Linked DNA regions of Homo sapiens: region 1 is linked to region 2. The links are chromatin contacts, found by Hi-C or POLR2A ChIA-PET in ENCODE. All regions are on one chromosome and are shown on one strand. Each heading gives the region's core, a stretch centred on a gene start or an enhancer-like site at or near the end of the contact. The rest is flanking DNA. Distances are from core to core; before and after follow the strand shown. Region 1 overlaps ARID1B (AT-rich interaction domain 1B). Region 2 overlaps ARID1B (AT-rich interaction domain 1B).

The links. Hi-C counts contacts between places; a loop is a spot of excess contacts on that map. ChIA-PET counts read pairs that join two places held with the same protein, here RNA polymerase II (POLR2A). Pooled maps may share reads with other maps.
Region 1: a loop to region 2 is called in a map of psoas muscle, with 2.3 times the contacts of the local background. The contact joins two enhancer-like sites. A Hi-C loop is called at or near these places in 10 of 168 maps with a recorded cell type or tissue (PC-3, Right ventricle myocardium inferior, ascending aorta and 7 more) and 10 of 50 pooled maps. POLR2A ChIA-PET finds 5 or more read pairs at or near these places in 2 of 52 experiments (MCF 10A and WTC11).

Annotation. Positions count from the first base shown.
Region 1 is chr6:157,182,587-157,189,175 of GRCh38, forward strand. ARID1B (AT-rich interaction domain 1B) reads left to right here. Exons shown (of 20, transcript NM_001374828.1): 13 at 1,645-1,849. Among named protein-coding and RNA genes, the nearest start is that of TMEM242, 140 kb to the right of the region's middle. RefSeq lists a silencer at 1,109-1,403 and enhancers at 3,356-3,856, 3,857-4,357. Within about 2 kb of position 1,810, at least 10 of the 41 ENCODE cell types and tissues checked have a DNase peak (open chromatin) inside an H3K27ac peak, as active enhancers do; they include ascending aorta, gastrocnemius medialis and psoas muscle, where a contact is called at or near this core.
Region 2 is chr6:157,144,470-157,151,177 of GRCh38, forward strand. ARID1B (AT-rich interaction domain 1B) reads left to right here. Exons shown (of 20, transcript NM_001374828.1): 8 at 4,155-4,482. Among named protein-coding and RNA genes, the nearest start is that of TMEM242, 180 kb to the right of the region's middle. RefSeq lists enhancers at 410-1,259, 1,260-2,108, 5,837-6,337. Within about 2 kb of position 4,667, at least 24 of the 41 ENCODE cell types and tissues checked have a DNase peak (open chromatin) inside an H3K27ac peak, as active enhancers do; they include ascending aorta, gastrocnemius medialis and psoas muscle, where a contact is called at or near this core.

The sequences.
Region 1 (6,589 bases), core at 560-3,059, 35 kb after region 2:
CGTGGTCTCAGTGCTGCGTCTCGGGGGAGAAAGGGGAGGCCTTCTTTGTGCTTAGCCTTCCCACTAGGTGCCTAATCCATTCCATGGGGGAACTGAGACCTGTGACAGAAAGAATTAGAGCTTGCCCATGACGCTGCATAACCAGCTGCTAAGTCGTGTGATACCACGTGTGAGTGATGGTCAGCAAAGAGAATGATTGAGACACGCCTCTCTCTGACCTGGACTCCCTGACCTTTCCCCTCTGCACCTGGGCTCCTTTGCCTTCTGCCCCTGGACTCCCCTGACCTTTCTCCCCTGCACCTAGCCTCTTCTGACATGGATTTTTTAGAATCACCAAGACTGCTCAAACGATTAGATTTTATCAGCCAGCACAGAGTAGATAGTGTCTGGCTACTTCCTTACTGTGACTGTGTCCACAGTATATATAACCAGGCTGGGTCTGTCATGAGACTCTCCGCGGGCTTATAATGAGGGTTGCTGGAATGTAGCTGGGTTGCATCTTTGTCCCCACCCCATCATGCTGTGTACCTTGTGGGCATCAGATGTGGTTGGGAGCAGGTGCTGCCACCACACAAAGCTCAGCTCCCAGCCTTCCTTCTTAGGTCACACTGAGCAGCGCCCAGCTTGCCATTTCTGAAGTAACCTGAAGACCCACAGTTTGCAGCCCTGCATTCAGTGCCAAAAGAGGGCGGTGGGCATCTCCGGGAGCATCCACAATTTATTATACACCACCGAGTACTAAGTAAATGGACAGAAGAGCCGTGTGAGAAAGTTTGAACCCAGAAATTTAATATTTCATTAAAAACCACTGTCCCCTTACCTCCTCCCTTGCCACACAACGCAGGAGACATCAAAAGGCAAAACCTTCCCCAAGTTATTTGCAAATCCTCATGTTTCATCCATGTGTTTAACCGTTTAACCTTTCATAACCTGTTCCCAAGTGGGAATCAAAAGGTTAAAATAATGCCTCGGATCTTGACGTCACATTTCAGGAGTTCTCTTTCTTTCTCCTCCTTTTGCGACTGTGTTGTCTCCAGCCCTTTAAGCCTCCTTGAGTAAGAGCACCGCACAGGAAGGTGTGCACCTGCCCCGTCAGCAGGGCTGGTGGCCAGTGGCATCGCATCATGCTTTTTAAGTTGGGGGCCGTTGGTCCAGGGGCTCATTTGCCTTTGCACGAGGTGCTGCTTTTGCTTTTGCCTGACACCCCAAGCAGTCTTGGGGTGAGGGGATGGGTACGGCCCAGAATCACAGGCCCACTTCTGAGGGCTTGCAGCTGCTGGAATGAGCACTTTCACATCAGTGCCCAAAAACCTAACTTGGAAAATAGTGCCGTTGTTGCTTTTTAAATGTTTTGAGATGCCCTTTTTCCTTAATTGGAGGTGCAGTGGGATGAGCGTGAGGCGTTGGGAGATGTGGCGGGCAGAAGGACCTCCGAGCAGTGCTTTTTCTGTTGCCATCAGCAGGTTCCCTAATGGTTTTATAACTGTAAATGCTGCCTATGCACTGCTGAGTGGGAGTAATGAGCATTAGTTAAAAGAGGCAAATGAAGAAAAGTCAACCAAGACATTAAGTGCTTTTTTTGTCTCCTGGCTTTAAACAAGCCACTTTGTTGCAAACCAATGATCCTGCCGTGTTTTTCACTAGGTTAATAAAAACAAGAAGTGGCGTGAGCTGGCAACCAACCTAAACGTTGGCACCTCAAGCAGTGCAGCGAGCTCCCTGAAAAAGCAGTATATTCAGTACCTGTTTGCCTTTGAGTGCAAGATCGAACGTGGGGAGGAGCCCCCGCCGGAAGTCTTCAGCACCGGGGACACCAAAAAGCAGCCCAAGCTCCAGCCGCCATCTCCTGGTAAGTGGCGGCGCTGCAGTCACTGGCCCAGGAAAGCCCAGGCGCCTGGCCTGGGAGGTTCCGGGAAGGTGGTTTCACAGTCAGGCCAACAGGGAACTTGGGACTTTTGAGAGGTGGGGGGTTCCTGTGTCGTTTTGTTTATTTAATTGGACGCCCACTGGCAGTGTTAAGGGATGAGAGAATTAAATCTGGGATATGGCCATTTCTGGTTGACACTTGGAAGGCACCCCTTCTTTTGCTTTACCTTAATCAAAACAGGCTTTCGAATTCTAAGCCATATACGTTTATTGCTTATACAAGTATTCAAAAAGATTCCATCTACCTCTACACAAAATAAAGATCCCCCAGTGGCCAGTTTGAATACATGTGCACTTCTAGGAAATGCCACCCTACAGGTTCGACAGCTCGAGCTCCCCCGCCCTCTTTCGGAAATCCTCAGATTTGAACTTTAGTAAAATGAAGCCTGGGCTTCGTTTCTAATGTCCCCTACCCAGCAAGTTCTCACTTCTAGGGAATTTAACAAGCTGTCGTGGTAAGGATCCACACGGCCTTGTTTTGGAAACAGGTGGTCTTTTGCAGCCTTGTTCTGGAAGTCAGGGGTCTTAGGAATGGGTGCAGCGCTGGCCACCAACACGCTCGCAGGCCGAGCCACATCAGTGACGCCTGCTGGCTCCCTTCCCTCTCCTCCCCACTGACAGAGACCCTCCCATTCCTTTCAGCTCCCCTGCCAGCCTTCGTTCTACCGTTTGGCTTTCAGATTTGAAATGACAAAATCATATATTCTGATAAATGCAATAGTAGAGAGGGGAAGAAATTGGCACCTTAGTGCTGGGTGGTGACCTTACTCCAGTAGATCCGACCATTCTCTTATCTGTGTCTGCCTCGCAGTCAGCGACCTTCAGCACATTAGCCTCACTGTTCCTGGTCCCTGTCTATGAGATGTGGCTGCACCCACCGCTCCTGTACACAGCTTGTTCTGAGCGTGGCTGGCAGCCCATGTTTCCTGAGCACTTCCAGTGTGCTGGGCCCTTTTCTAAGTGCTATCATTTCATTTTCACATCAGCCCTGTGACATTGATACTATTTTAAAATCCATGAGAAAATGAAGGTCTCGTGGAATCTAAGTACTTGCCCAAAGCCAACTAGCTGGGGAGTAGAAGGTCTTATCTGGGGCATCTGGTGCTACAGTATACACGATACCCACCAGACACCTCTGGCTGTATTGAAAATACCTTTGTAATATGTGAAATGTTTACACATAGAAGCCAGAGAAAGAGGTCATTTCATTTTTAATGATTTCCTCTAGCTGCTGTCTGGATGGCAAAGCTGATATCCAAGGTTGCTAATCAAGGGATCTCACATAAATACGTTTTAGGCCCAAAGTGCACTTGTAGTGAATATACCTAGAATTACATCTGTAGGCTCTAAAAACAAGTAGAAATCCTCGCTAACCTCATCCTTAAAGATTCAAAGGCTTTACCAACTCAGGTGTCCCTTAAAAACTGGGAAATCTAATTTTAAAAATCTCACAACATTACATCCAGTTCACAGAGTAAAACAAGCTGCCTGTGAACAGCTCTGAAACTATTTTTCCAAAATAAAAACCCAGTGGGGCGTAGGGACCAAAGTGGTGATGTCTGTAAAGATCTAAGGGTACATTTTATTTGCCAGGAAAGAACTCGTGTCACTGAATGGGCTGCACTTGTGTATGGAGAATAGCTCTCCCAGTGTGCATCAGCTTCAGGACGGGGGCCCTGCTGAGGCGTATAGATCCTTCAGAAAGTGGAGGGCCTGTTCTCTTAACAGCCAGCCGTTCCCTTTTCCCCTTTTTTAAACTGTCATTTTTATGGCAACATTATCATTTTAACTACACAAAAGAGCTTGGATTGCAAATGGACTCCTGGTATACATTCTTCTCAGTAGTCCAGATGGAGCCGAGGGCCTGTGACACAGGAGGCAGTGGAAGGAAAGCCTCCTGGTCTCGTCCAGCCCCGAGAGCGCGTGCAGGGGGCTCCAGGCACACACAGGCGTCTGGGGGTCGCAGGCAGAGGCACCCTGGTCTTCAGAAGCCTCTCGATTCACTGCCACCCACACAGCAGGTGGCCTCTCCGATTCCAGTCCCATCATTAGGGAAAGTGTCTGGAAACATTTTTGTTGTTAAAGGAAAATAAAATTATTCCCAACTATTGGCCATGTTAGAGTCTCATTTATTACAAGATTTTTAAACACAAATTTACGGTAAAAATGTATGTTCTTTGAAGTCACTTTTTCCTGGAAGAACATAATTATAGTTTATTTTTTACCAGCACATTCAGGCGAACTAAACTAAAAGATTCTGAAGAAACATTTTAGATTTTTTTTCACCCAATGGTTGCTCTGAACCAGCTAAAATCCTAAGTCTTTTGACTGTATTCTAAGAGCACTCTAAGTCATCTGTCTCTAGTCAGGTTTCAATTTGGGGTGCTAATACAGCTCTAGGCTTCAATTCTGTCAGCCTCTGGGAGGCATAAGCCCCTTGGCCCCTGGGGCTGCACCCCACATATCACTGCCAAGTGGCTGTGTGGCTTCTCACACCGGATGTCTGGGTTCCTGTCTTCCAGCCACCAGAGCAAGTCAGTGATTGAGACTCCCAGGTGAACCAAGGCAAGGCCATGGGGTGTGGTTTGTGTCTTTAAGGTGCCAGTGGCGATCTTGTTATAAAGCATCTAGAAAAGGTTGTGGGGGAGTTCCAATGAGCGCTGTAGGAAGCACCTCCCCAGCCTGTAAGCTGGAGATGGGGAGGGGAATGGAAGGGACCAGGCTGGGAGAAGTGGGGCAGGGGTGGGGCATGGAGCTCCACATTCGGTTAATAAGTCTGTAACCAAAAACCCATCCATCTTGGCTGGCAGGTGGCTGACTGAATTTCTATTATTAGCTGACAGGTGATGTCACAAAACCTGTCATGGATCCAACTAGGGAATCCTCAGTGGAAGATAAATGAGAAAGGGACTCAGGTTATAAACAGAGGTGCCCTCTGGTTGACCTCTAGTCACTGTAGACCTGGGACATATCAGCTATTCCTTCTCCCCACCCTACTTCGCTCAACCCCGCCAGAACTAGGGCACCAGGTTCGTGCCGGGTAAATTATCTTCCCAGCTAGGAGCCTGGCCATGCTGTCTGAAGTGTGTGAATGTACTTAACCTTCAGTAACCTTTCCATTGTTTACTTTAGAGTATACATTTGTAGCTTCTGGCAAAAGGTAGGGATGTCCTAGAGAGCCTGCCAGCCTCCTCTATTAATGGAGTTACAAGAGGTTGCATTCATTTTTTTTTTTTCCATGAAAGGAAAGGAAAAAAAAAACACTGGCAAGGGAGATTTTTCCTTTTTTTTTTTATTAGCTATAAATGTGAATACTTGTAAATAAGGGTCTTTCTGAAATCAAGCCTTGCAAGTGATGTTTCCAAGGAGGCTGTCGGCTGGAGCGGAGCCTGCCTGAATTTCGAAAGCAAGTCATTTCTCTTCTGCAGCACTAGGCGGGCAACCATGTCTGCAGGATTATTACCCTTTTATATCTGCAAAAGACGGCTTTCTTCCTTTACTCCAATATACCTTTTTAACATGTGTTTCCAGGGTTTTACGCAAATTTGGTTTGTAAGTATGAGTGAATACATTTTTCTTTTAAAATACCTACAATAAGTGTCAATCTTCTCTGTATAACAAACCCCCATGACATGCGTTTACCTATGTAACAAACCTGCACATCCTGCACATGTACCCCTCAACTTAAAGTTTAAAAAAAAAAAAGTAAATAAAAACTTTTTTAAAAAAGTCAGTCTTTGTGGCATCTCTGAGAACTTCTCTAAGTCATTCAGTGCAGGGCTCACAGGGACGGATGTTACGCAGTGTTCAGCTCTGTTGGCCAGCGTTCATTCCAACCCAGGCCAGAGGCTGGGCAGACCTCATCTGGCTAGGAATGTCTCTGTCTAGCTGAGGCTTTCCGAGTAGAAATAATGTACTCATTTTGATTTCTGACTCCTTCCCAGTGTCCTCTGTAACCTCTCGTGGTTTGTTTCACCTCCATTGCCACTAGAGTAAAATGTGAATAATGGTAGTTGTAGTGAGCCTTGGGAACGTCATAGGAAAGGCATTCTACACAATAACATGGAAAACGTTATTCACAAGCAGCAGTAATCCTGCCATTTGTTCGGGGGGTTCTGCACGTTTTTATCAGAAACTCCATGAGGGCAGGGGTTGTTGTCTTTCTTATCAGTTTGGTCCACTGGTGTATGTGAGCATAGAAGAGAACCTAGACTATAGTAGGTGTATTACTCATTTATTAAGTATTTGTTTAATTCACACATGAAACCAGTATCTATTGATGATCTGGCGTGCTAAGGACTGCAGTAGATGACAGAGCAGGAGCCCTGCAAATGTTACGTTTTTCCCTCAAGGTGAGGTTAATTAATTTTTCCAAGAGTCCCACATAAGGTTTGGAAAAAATCAGTTCAATTCTGTTATTATAATGTAATTATACTTAAAGCCAAATCTCAGCACCCTGATAACAGCATTAAAAAAACGCCAAACCAGTATGACTTGTGCTTTTTGATAACAAATCTGATTTCATAGGTCAAAAAGTGACACTATTAATGACAGCACAGACACATTCAGATGTTGAGAAGCTATTGAAATGACATAAGGCTCATTGTTAATTTGTGTCCTTGCTTTTCATCTTAAACATTTCACATTGTCTAAGACCCAGAAC
Region 2 (6,708 bases), core at 3,417-5,916:
ATGAATTAATTACTTGTGCATTCAAACTATGAATGAGTATATTTATTTTTAATAAAAGCAAGAGCTAAGAAGGAGCACTGTATTTCACTGATCTTATCAGATCATCTGGAAGCGAAGGGGATGTGAGCTTGGGGAGGAGGAGGAGGAGGAGTCTGAATTCCTTCTCACAGGGAAAAGTCGTGAGGACTGGGACTCTGGGTAAGCGTGGGAAGAGGAAGGGCCCAGCAGCTGGCCCCTGCTCTGTGCCCACCTACCAGGGTGCACAGAAGGTGCCTTTTCCGCCGAGACTGCGTGATGGGAAAACAGACAGGGGAGCCTATGTGTGTCCCGTGGGATGGGAGATTCAGAAGCAACTTAAGAAATTTTTGTAAAGAACTTTGAAACTGATGAACAGTGGTGTTTTTTTATTTTTTATTTTAACTTGAAAACAAAGTTTTGATGGTATCTGCAAACTTCAGCTGTGCAAAAGCAGTGCCTCTTCACGCCGAAGCAGTTTGCCTTTAAGGAGCTGCCAATAAAAAAGCTAATGGCGTGTGGCCCAGCGCACCCGAGGTGTCTGCGCTGTGCCTCTCCTGTTCCTGTTTCCTGTTCCCCTGTGTCTTCCACTTTCTTTCCCAGTTCCTCAGATCTGTTGTTGTGCTCTCTGGCATCCCCTGAAGCCTTTCTCAGCCTTCCAGGTGGTGTTCGGGACTAAGGAAGCTGCTGACTTGACCAGGTCTTACTTGCTGTTGCTAGTGTAGCAGTTTATTAGCTTGTCCCAAGACCGGTCTGTATCAGGAGTCCACAGATTGTGGCCCGCTCTGGCCCACTACCTGTTTTTGTAAATAAGGTTTTACTGGAACATCACCACTCCCATCTGTGTGTGTGGCTGCTTTGGGGGCTACAGTGGCAGGATTGAGCAATCGTGATAGAGACTGTTTGCCCCAAATGCCTGAACTATTTCCTATCTGGCCCTTGACAAAAAGCGTGCCTGCCCACATCTGCACGGACAGTGGCCCGTGCGTCGCCTGTAGGGAATAACACACGCCTCCCGGACAGCCAAATGAAAATGCACACAGTGGCTCTCACAGAGATCAGACGCGCAGTAAATGTGGAGAAGTCTGCAGAGGTCTCTTGCAGATTTGTAGGTGATAGAACTTTATATGTGTGAATTTAAGAAAGCCGGTTTTGACCATTAGGGTAACATTGTTACATAAATGTGCTTTTTCTTAAATATTTGAGAGACTGTGTAGCAGAGTGTGTCATGCTTGGACTCTAAGCTACACTCCAGGATGCCTGGGCTCAGACCTTAGTCCTCCAGTTGTGAGCCACGTGACCATGGGACATTTGTTGTTATTCACAGCCCCGTGCCTTAGGCTCCTCGTCTTCAGCATGAGGATTATAATAATGTGTACCTCCTAGGCTTGATCTGGGGATTAAGTGAGTTAACACAAAGAACTTGGAACTGAGCTTAGCACATAGTAAATGTTAAGTGTTTGCTTTTATTGCAGTTATTAATCCAATCCTACCTCTGCTGGAAATCCTTGAGAAGCTCCTCCTTATGGACAGGATAAATCTCAAACTTAGAAGCCTGGTACACAAGGCCCTGCCAGACCCAGCCTCTCCCCTCTATCCCCCCGTCAGCCACACACAGCGCCCCAGTGGCTGTCCCAAGTCAGTCTGCCCTTGCCATTAAGCCGGTGTCCCCAGCCTCTCAGCCATAAGTGCCCTTTCCCCTCTTCTGCCACAGTCCCCAGCCAACAATGAAACCCCCATCAAGTGGCACCAACAATTTTGATACTTTACATCCATTATATGGTTTAATCCTGAGAACACCTCTTCATGTGGACAGTGTTAGGATTATCTGTTTTACAGAGAAGAGAATGAAACAAGAAAAGATGCAAGCAACTCCCCTAAGGTCCTACAGGCAGGCAGTGCAGAGGCTCACCCAGCTGCAGGCTCTCCCAGCCCCTGAAGCCAGCTCCTGAGGGTTCAGCTCCAGAAGTGCTCATTCAGAGGACTCTCCACCAACCCCCACCAAGGGGACCCTCAAGCCCTCAGCCCCCATCAGACTCACTCTCCCTTCTCTCTTGCACTTTTCACATTGCATGCTTTGTTTTGCTTTTATCCTTTTTCTTGTTTTCACCCTTGCTGCTTTACTGCACACACACACACATGCATACCCATACGTGCACGTGCATGCACACACACACACATACCCATGTAGATGTGAGCTTCTCGAGTGCAAGAACTGGATTGTATTTAGCTTTACGTCACCTGTGCCTAGAACAGCTTCTGGAATGTAGTAAGTGTATAGTTATGTTACATGGATGGAGAAAGGCTTCCAAAAAATAGTAAGGACTGATTGGGAAACACTAATCCATATTCCACACACACTTGTCTTTCGCATTTATGTAATTTCAACATTCAGTTATCAGGAGGCAGCACATTTTATTGGTCAAATACATGGGTCCCCGAGCCAGTTTGCTTGAGCTTCAGTACTAATCTTCTAGCTCTTGATTTTTCTCATTTGTAAATGGAGTCCTGGGGTATCTATATTTCATGTGGTTATTGGAAGAAATGAATGAATTCATTGGTGCAAAGCACTTAACCAAGTGCCCAGCACACACTGTGGTTCAGCAGCTGTTATGATTGAAGTAGTATCATGTGTACCTTTGATTTACTTGAATCTATCTACACACAATCAAAAGGTGTGAAAGGAAAGGGAAAACAACTGCCATCCCTCACCCCCGCCTCCGGCCCTGCCCTCCGTCCCTCACCTCCGACCCTGCCGTCCGTCCCCCACCCCAGCCTCCGACCCTGCCCGCCAGCCCTCACCCCCGCCTCCGACCCTGCCCTCCGTCCCTCACCTCCGCCTCCGACCCTGACCTCCGTCCCTCACCCCCGCCTCCGGCCCTGCCCGCCAGCCCTCACCCCCGCCTCCGACCCTGCCATCCGTCCCTCACCTCCGCCTCCGACCCTGACCTCCGTCCCTCACCCCCGCCTCCGGCCCTGACCTCCGTCCCTCACCTCCGCCTCCGACCCTGACCTCCGTCCCTCACCCCCGCCTCCGGCCCTGACCTCCGTCCCTCACCTCCGCCTCCGACCCTGCCCTCCGTCCCTCACCTCCGCCTCCGGCCCTGCCCGCCGTCCCCCACCCCCGCCTCCGACCCTGCCCTCCGTCCCCCACCCCAGCCTCCGACCCTGCCCGCCAGCCCTCACCCCCGCCTCCGACCCTGCCCTCCGTCCCTCACCCCCGCCTCCGACCCTGCCCTCCGTCCCTCACCTCCGCCTCCGACCCTGCCCTCCGTCCCTCACCTCCGCCTCCGGCCCTGCCCTCCGTCCCTCACCTCCGCCTCCGGCCCTGCCCGCCGTCCCCCACCCCCGCCTCCGGCCCTGCCCGCCAGCCCTCACCCCCTTCTCCGACCCTGCCCTCCGTCCCTCACCTCCGCCTCCGACCCTGCCCGCCCGCCCTCACCCTCGCCTTTGACCCTGCCCGCCAGCTCTCCTGCTGCCGTGTGCCGTGCTTGTGCTGGGACAGTTTTCCGAGATGTGGCAGCCAGCACAAACCAGCTGCTCGATCTGGTACTCAAGCAAAAAAAGAAAGAAAGAAAGAAAAATATTATTCCCAACTTAGAGGAAAACTGGGGCTCATGTCAGGTTCCCGCGTGACACCTTCCTGTGGGGTTTTAAAGGATGATTTTGACCATATGTGCATGTCGTCTTACACGTTGTCTTTTTGAGCCCTTTCACATGACTGTTGAAGGTAGCAGTGATCTAGTGGTGTGATCTCAAGAGTGGTGCTCACCATTTTGGTTAAAATATAAGAATATGTGGTGTTGAATGGATTGAGGCAGCACTCGGTGTCCCTTGCCTATTCATAGGGTTTGTTTTTTGTTTTTTTGTTTGTTTCTTTTTATGACCAGCCTGAATTTCTCTTCATCAGTGCAGTGGTCCTCTGGGGCTGTCTGTATTTGAGTCACTCTCTGAGGGCCTGGGAGTGTGCAGAGAGAGCATGTTTGAGACTGGCAGCTGCACCAGCAGCAACAGGAAGGGCCTATAACGGTCATGACTAATACTCCGTGCTGATCGCATTGTTGGACAAAAAGTATTTCCAGTGAATGTTGTCACAAGTTTAAATAAAAGGCTTTACTTTGTGTTTGCTTTTTGTTTAGGTAACTACTCCAGACCCCCAGCGTATAGTGGGGTGCCCAGTGCAAGCTACAGCGGCCCAGGGCCCGGTATGGGTATCAGTGCCAACAACCAGATGCATGGACAAGGGCCAAGCCAGCCATGTGGTGCTGTGCCCCTGGGACGAATGCCATCAGCTGGGATGCAGAACAGACCATTTCCTGGAAATATGAGCAGCATGACCCCCAGTTCTCCTGGCATGTCTCAGCAGGGAGGGCCAGGAATGGGGCCGCCAATGCCAACTGTGAACCGTAAGGCACAGGAGGCAGCCGCAGCAGTGATGCAGGCTGCTGCGAACTCAGCACAAAGCAGGTACGCCACCCAGGAGCACGCCCCGGGCAGGTACGCTGTGTGTCTACCCGTGACCACGTGACTGCGCACATAGCTGCATTGTTCCCTGGGGTCACACAGAGCAGTAGAATGTCACTGTGCTTGGCCGTTCTTTTTGTGTTAAATATATTCTGTAGCATCGAGGTCAGAGAACTAAGTGACAAACCATGTTTTATGATACATGAGGAAGGAATGTGAGCGGTGAGCACATCAGTCGTGGGAGGTGATTTGAAATGCCTGTGAATAGTCATTGCAGCAGCAAACCAGATCTGGTTGCACAGGGAAGTGTCTGCGTGGTACCAATTGAAGCAGTGACTTTTAAGCAGGAAATACGCTTAGGAACGATTTAAAATCTAAAACATTCAAAAGGAACACACTCCCCACCTTTTTTTCACCCTACCACAAGAATCTTCCTAAAATACAAACTTCGTATGTATACATACGTGTATTGTGTGTTTGTCTAAATGTATATGTGTGAGATTTATATACTTGACATTCTTATGTTATATTTTATTTTTCCAGGCATATCTATCTGTCCAAACCAAAATGTGGTTTAAAAAGCAAATATAATATTTTAGAAAGTTTGAGTTGATAAAAGGCTTTAGCTACAATTACTTACTCATTTTTAATCCCGACTTAAAAATTAATTTTGAAGTAAATACTTGACCTGGATAAAAATAACATAATTAAAAATTTATAAGGCAAAGGTGAATATGTTTTAAAAGCACATGTAAATATGTTTTAAAGCAACATACTTTGAAAGATGTGTATCTTAATGATATCTTCAGAAGCAAAGTAGAAGATTCCGATTTTTGTCAAAGGGAAGCAAAAGCTAAGGTGTGTGTGCGTGTGTGCATGTGTGTGCGTGTGTTTTTAAATGTGTCTTTTGTTACTTTTCCTCTGAAGCTGCTATCTGGGGAATGTGGGACCCCTCCAGTCTTATTGTTTTTTCCAAATAATAATAAATTTCCCTTGAGGAAATAAAATGAAAATCAATCATTATCTTTCTTTCTGTCTCCACATTACAATTACTTAAAATCTTCTGAACTCCAGCAGTCTAGCCCTCTGCCGAACCTACACAGGCTTTAGGGAATATTTTTGTAAACCTGTCTGTGAAAACTGGTTTGGCTGTTGAAATTGAAGTTCTAATTCAAGTTTAAATGAATTGTCCATTGTTGCAACTCATAAAGCGCAAGTTATTTTCTTTTTTTAAGTAGAAAGTATTTGATTGCATTTGGCACGCAGCCTTTGGAGGGACCTCAGAAGATAGCCACAGAGAGCCAGGCCTGATTTTGTGTGGTTACAAAGCTACGCGTGCCCCCTCTCTGAGTCAGTGTTTATGTCATCCTGTAGCAATCAATATATAAATACACATCCATGCATTGCCATTTTCCGTTTCTAATGCGTAGACCATTCCAAAGCCTTGCCTTCAACTTACTGCCCATTTTAGCTCACCAGGAGTTTAAATGGGGGCTGTATATCTTCTTGTTTGCTTTTACCAAAGTCAAAGCTATACTTTAAAATGGTAAATGGAGATTAGAATTGAGAATATTACTTTTCTCTGCCTGTCCCCACCCTTTCGTTGGAGGCATTTTCTGTACCCCCCACCCCTCAGGCAGCGGCAGGATGCAGGGTATTCAACTTGCCTCCATGGTCTGTAAGCCCCGCACCTATGTGTGGGGGTGACAGATATACAGGGCTCATGCTTGTGCATCAGAACAAATCCCAAGAAGCTGTTCTTCTGTTCCACTTTAGGCCACCATACATTAGGTCGCCTGCTTATCCCAGCCAGTCTGGGGCTGGCGGACGCCCCATGTTTTCTTCCCAGCACCCCAACTATGGCAACTCTCAGGCTCCCATGGTGCACCAGCCTGACCAGTACGGGTAGGTAGCAACACACCCCGACTTGCTGCGGGACCTGGGCGTTTTCTCTGAAACTGTTAACGATCGTGCCGTCTGGCCGCGAAAGGAACACCCAAACCAAGAAAGCGAAACACCTAACAGAAAATCCATCTCCAAGGGGGTTGTCCTTCTGTCCATTTTTGTTGGTGTGTTTGTTTCGTTTTCCTTTCGTATTAACAGTACTGTGGCCGTTCGGTGGAAACCCGCATGCGTCCTCAGGCCCTGTCTGTGCATGGCTTTCGGCATGGCTGCTTTCCTTCATGCCTGAGAGGGAAATAGAAACTTTGATCTGTGTCGAAGACATGA